Linked DNA regions of Homo sapiens: region 2 is linked to region 1. The links are chromatin loops, found by intact Hi-C in ENCODE. Cell type or tissue: spleen. All regions are shown on one strand. Each heading gives the region's core, and the rest is flanking DNA. Links, peaks and the distances in the headings are about the cores only. Region 1 has its middle 16 kb from the start of FAM181B. Region 2 overlaps DDIAS (DNA damage induced apoptosis suppressor).

Evidence for each region. Peaks named below come from ENCODE experiments on the same cell type or tissue, not always from the same donor. Only the 100,000 strongest peaks of a DNase experiment are listed, where the experiment ranks them.
Region 2: it touches region 1 in a loop (6-fold over the local background); 11 of 110 quality-filtered maps call a loop at or near these places.

Annotation. Positions count from the first base shown.
Region 1 is chr11:82,716,770-82,719,696 of GRCh38, forward strand. No RefSeq gene overlaps it. Among named protein-coding and RNA genes, the nearest start is that of FAM181B, 16 kb to the right of the region's middle. In spleen, for the core only: a CTCF peak has its summit at 1,624 (motif pointing right); no DNase peak of the experiment used is centred there.
Region 2 is chr11:82,926,035-82,928,961 of GRCh38, forward strand. It overlaps DDIAS (DNA damage induced apoptosis suppressor), which reads left to right. Exons shown (of 6, transcript NM_145018.4): 4 at 2,743-2,904. Among named protein-coding and RNA genes, the nearest start is that of DDIAS, 26 kb to the left of the region's middle. In spleen, for the core only: CTCF peaks have their summits at 1,479 (motif pointing left) and 1,684; no DNase peak of the experiment used is centred there; H3K27ac peaks cover 425 bases.

The DNA of each region.
Region 1 (2,927 bases), core at 199-2,698:
TATTTAAAATTGTATATGGTTTTAAAAATTACCAAGTGTGTCCTGACAGGAATGAAATTCAATTTTGACAAAGCATCAATAAGAACTAAATTCTCTGCTTACAATTTTACACATCAGAATGGATTAGAAGAAATTTCTATAGACTAGTTTCTGACTCCATACATTTCAAGCCTTGTTTCTCCCCTCTGCTCACATTTTCCCTGAACCAGGCACCCTGAACAGACTCTATTATAGTACAACCTCTGACCTTGCATCATGTTTTCACAGCTGCACAGTGGGCAGAGTACTATCCCTGGAAACCATTCTTATACCAGAACAGCTAGCAATAACTCTGCATGAAAGAGACAGAAAACCACGACAATGCAACAACTACACTCAGACTAAATGTATCCCCACTCAACTTCCCTGAGCTGGGTCCCCAAAATGTCCATGCTTCCCCAACGCCATCCAACACAGAGTAAAATGTGATGGAGCGGAAGTTGACAAGGAAAGAGGCAGCACACCTAACCAATTGCATGCAGTTGAAAATATCTTACTTTTGCAAATTTCACAAAACATAACCATGAGAACACATTGCCAGGGGACCCCCCCCCCCACCCACTTCCTCACATGCACACCTTGGACCTTGGAAAGGGCCTACGCAAATGAAGATCCCTGAAGCTAGAGCTTCATTGGCTTCACGGTAAATCTGTCTCTGATTTTCATAGTTAACTTGACTAACAACAACTATATTCGTTAAGGTAACCCTAAATGGTATAACAAACAAACAAACACAAAGATGCATAATAGCTCAAAGACACTTAGAGGTTTACTTCTTGCTATGGAAAGTCCAAAAGAGGTGTTCTTCATGGACAGGTAGCTCTCCTCCAAGTGGTGACTTGAAGACCCAGATTCATTGCATCTTGTGATTCCATCTTCAACACATGAATCCCAAAACTGCCATGCTCATCTGCATCACACCACAAAAGGACAAATGACTTGGAGATTTCTATGTAGAGAGTTCTATGGACCAGACTCACAAGTGATGTGTATCACTTCCGCTCACATTCCATCACCTAAGACTCAGTCACAGGCCGGGCATGGTAATCTCAGCACTTTGGGAGGCAGAGGCGGGAGGATCACTTGAGGTCAGGAGTTTGAGACCAGCCTGGCCAACGCGGTGAAACCCTGTCTCTACTAAAAATACAAAAATTAGCCAGGCATGGTTGGGGGTGCCTCTAATCCCAGCTACTCAGGAGGCTGAAGCAGGAGAATCGCTGGAAGCTGGGAGATGGAGGTTGTAGTGAGCCGAGATCATGGCACTGCACGCCAGCCTGGGCGACAAGAGTGAGACTCCATCTCAAAACAAAAAAAAAAGACTCAGTCACATGGACACAACTAACTGCAAGCCAGGAGCTGAGAAAGGAAACCAAGGCTTTGTAGCAGCTCAAGTCTGTAGAGGTTCCCAGTTTTCCTCCAACATCACTCTGAAGTCCAGGGTTACAAGCAGGGACAGTGGACACTTACATCAATCCTTTTCTATGGTTGCCCGGGCAGGCACAAATTTAGGAGAGGAAAAAAATAAAATCCCTTTCCATTATCTCTGTTCCAGTGAAGTTACTGGCAAAAGCCAGCGTCGTTTGTATGTGCAACCACTAGATGGCTCTTTAGGCCTTTGGATTCCCCAAGTTTTTGTTAGATGCTTTTCAGCCAAGCAGTTTGAAAGGATTCTCCAGTCATCTGAGCAGAGTTATAAATGGCCCTATTCTTCCTAGCCTCACCCCAAGAATGGACCTGGGCCTGCCTCCACCTCGGGAGGATTGGCAACCAAGATAAAAGAGAAGTCAGTGCTGTTAAGCAGAGCATGGGGAAGTCCGTTGGAAGCAGAGACACTGAGCCCAGAAGGCTTGGCCAGAGGCGCAGCTCTGCTCAGAAAGCTCAGTGGAATGTGGCCTCACAGTACCTGTTTTATTGTCTGTTAAATAGAAAATACACTGCTACTTTAATTTAATACAGGTGTCCTGCTTTTCCAAGTGCCTTTACAAACACCGTCTACTTTTGTCCCCATAACATCCCAGTCAGGCCAGCATTAGGCATTATGGGTCCCACTTTGCAGATGGTGAAACTAAGGGACTAAAATGTCAAATAACTTGCCCAATGAGGTCACGAGGCAAGTTATCCTTTTCATGGTTTCGTGCTTTGCATTTTGTAAAACACTGCCAATGCTTTGGCTTCCTCATTTCTCACAACAGCATATGAAAGCAAGACAAGCATTGCCATCACTATCTTCATTCTATAGAGGGGGAAAAATGCTAAAATCTAGTGAGGTTGAAGCAATCTGTTCATCTTGGCAGCATTCATGCTATAACTCTCCTTTCCAGATCTCCCTGTTAAAATTAGATTTTCAGGCTTAACACCAATTACTTTTCTGGAACAAAAGGGCCAATTCTCTCCGCTTATGGTCACATACAAAGTATAAATATTTAAATTCTTTTTAAATTTAGAAAAGACTTCTTTTATCTCTTCTATAGTTTCTTTAAACATGAAACCATAATTTTCGCCAATGTCAAGATTAGCTCTGTCTTTTGCATGCTTTCGTTGTGCATTTTGTCAACTACGTGAATAAAGAGAACAGAAACATAAAGGCATTGACGGAGACTGAGGAGCAAGCAGGTAAGAGAATGTGTGGCCAGTCCTTGGCGCCTCTGTGAGAAGCATCTGGACAGAGCAGTGGCTTCCAACTGTGCTCACCCCAGGCCCAGCTGCATCAGTCACATCTGTGAGTCTGGGGAAGAACTGGGCTGTTTTTCAAGTCCTCCTCTTGTCCCAGGAGATTCAGAATCACAGGCAGCACTGAGGACAATTCTGTTCTCCAAAAGAAGATCCAGCACTAGAAGTCCACGGTTTGCTCTTCTGTTTGAAACTTGCCTCTTAGCCAAAGGAAGATG
Region 2 (2,927 bases), core at 333-2,832, 210 kb after region 1:
TATTTCAAATCACCATGTTGTATACCTTGAATATATTCAATCTTTGGCAAGTAATTTTTTTTTTTTTTTTTGAGACAGGGTCTGGCTCTGTCACCTCCAGACTGGAGTTCAATGGCACAATCTCAGCTCACCACAACCTCTGCCGCCTGAGCTCAAGCAATCCTCCCATCTCAGCTTCCTAAGTAGCTGGGACTACAGGCGCATGCCACCACGTTCGTTAATTTTTGTATTTTTTGTAGAGACACAGTTTTGCCATGTTTCCCAGGCTGGACTCGAACTCCTGAGCTTGAGTGGTCTGCCCGCCACAGCCTCCCAAAGTGCTGGGATTACAGGTGTGAGCCATCACGCCTGGCCCAAGTAAATATTTTTGAATAAAAAAAATAGATACTATTCACATAAACAAAACTCTTTGATATTCTCAATAATTTTTTAAGAGTATTAAAGGAGTGTGAAACCAAAAAGTTTGAAAACTGCTATTCTGTAACAAATGACATTTTAGAAATATGGGTGCCTCTAGAAGTTAAATCGGGACGGTGATGTGAATATGTTGTCTATATCCTTGTTTCTCAAAGTATGGCCTAAGGTACATCTGCATCAGTATTACCTGGGAGCTTATTAAAAATGCAGGATCTTGGGCCTCATCCCAGACTTCCTGAATCAGAATCTTCATTTTAACAAGATCTCTGGATGATTTGTATACATATTAATGTTTGAGAAGCTCTAATCTGTATTACACCACACTAACATTTATTTTAATCCAGCATCGTTCCTAAAAGGATTAAAGAAAACTATATAAATAAATATCTTCATTATACATATGTACTTTATAAAAATATATATAGTTTAATATGTAAATGCATGAACACTAATAGACATAGTTTTTTGAGGCTATTATTGATACTGTCATTGCAAGCAGTTCTTTATTTTAACCATTTGGTCCCACTGTTATCATATCATAATATCAGAACTTCATGATACGAGTTCACAGTCTTGGGTTTGGGTCATATATTTACCAACTTTGTCATCTCAGATAAAAATTCAAACTAATTTCCCCATTTGTAAATTTTACCTATAAAAATGAAATAATGTATGTTGAAAACATTTGTAAACTGAATGCTAATGCATATTAGTCTAAGTTTTGCTAGGAATTTTACATTAAACCTGTATGCATTATTGCATAGCCTTTAAAGAAATTCCAATATATATTTTAAACAGTTCATTTCCCTAGAGTTTGGTACTAATGGAGTTTTATCCCCTAGTGAGTCAATTACCTTTAATTCATTCTATGGCTAACCTACAGCACAAACTCTAGCAGATTTGTATAGGATTATATGAATGGGTTGGTATAGATCTATCCTCAGTATGGCAGAAGAATAACAGCACAGATCTAATAAAGGTGAGTCACTTTCAGAGCTACAGATTTTAGACTCCCCCTAGTGGCCATCTGGCAACAATCAAATTTATACAACCATCTTTCACCTTGCTTTCTGTTTGCCTTTTGCCACTCTTTTTTAAGATCTTTAGCAATCTGAAGAAAAAACAAAATTCTAGTATTAGCCATTACCATAAAATGTTTTTAGGTGCTTGTTGTATTTCAAAAAAATTTTTTAAACTATTCTGTCTGTTAAATAAAGTTAACCTAACTGAGGGGTGGACATTAAGAACCTGAAAGATAGAAATCAGAGTTATAATACATTGCAAACTAGAAGAGAAGTTAACAGTACAAGTGACAGTAATTATCACAATACTTGATATAATTATGAGGGAGAAGCAGACTAACACTAATTTCACAGTATTTGCACTAGACCCTTTATTTGTCTATTTTAATCCTTCTTCAGCCCTGGACTTCATAGATGAGGAACTCAAGAATTTAGTAACTGTCAGACAATGAGTACATGGCAATAGAGTTACACTGCCATGTAGATGTGTACTTTTTGACTAGAAAGCCTTTAGCCACCATTACATACTGTCTTAAAAAAACAAGTTAAATTGCATGGTTTTCATATCAAATTTTATAATCTGATAAGTTATCAACATAGTCTAATGAATTAAAGAAAGTAATTTTCATTATGGTGAGAAAAATGCAATTAAGTGCTTTGTGTATAAATAGGTATTAAATATTTTGAGATTATTTTTTGTCCTCTTTTTTTTTTTTTTTTTTTTTTTTTTTTTTTTTTTTTTTGAGACGGAATGTCACTCTGCCCCCCAGGCTGTAGTGCAGTGGTGCGATCTTGGCTGACTGCAAGATCCACCTCCCGGGTTCACATCATTCTGCTGCCTCAGCCTCCCAAGTAGCTGGGATTACAGGTGCCCATCACCACACCCATCTAATTTTTATGTATTTTTAGTAGAGACAGGGTTTTACCGTGTTAGCTAGGATGGTCTCAATCTCCTGACCTGGTGACCCACCCGCCTCGGCCTCCCAAAGTGCTGGGATTACAGGTGTGAACCACCGCGCCCGGCCTTTTCGTCCTCTCTTTCATGCACAGTTCTCCTTTAGTTTTCCATCAATTTGGTATGTATTTCTATCAACTTGGGGCTGTTTAATTTAAATCAGTAACGCTAACTATTCTGACTAGAGAAATTTAAAATAAGTTGATCTGAAAGAGTTTAAGAAGAATTTGAGTTGTGTAGGAGCATTTATACACAAAATGTTATTTTAAATTTTTACTGTTCTGGATTTTTCATCATATGAAAAACATTTAATGAACATCTCCACACTTTTTTCCACCACTTTTCTAGGTCTAATTGTCCAAAATGTGGCTCTACTGGTGAATCTGGAAATGCCAATTACAGATACAAACTTTCCTTAAAAGTTGCAGAATCAAACAAATTGTTTGTTATTACTGTATTTGGAAGTTGCTTAGATACATTTTTTGGTCTTACTGCCACTGGTTTGCACAGGTAAGAATACTTAAAACATCCTT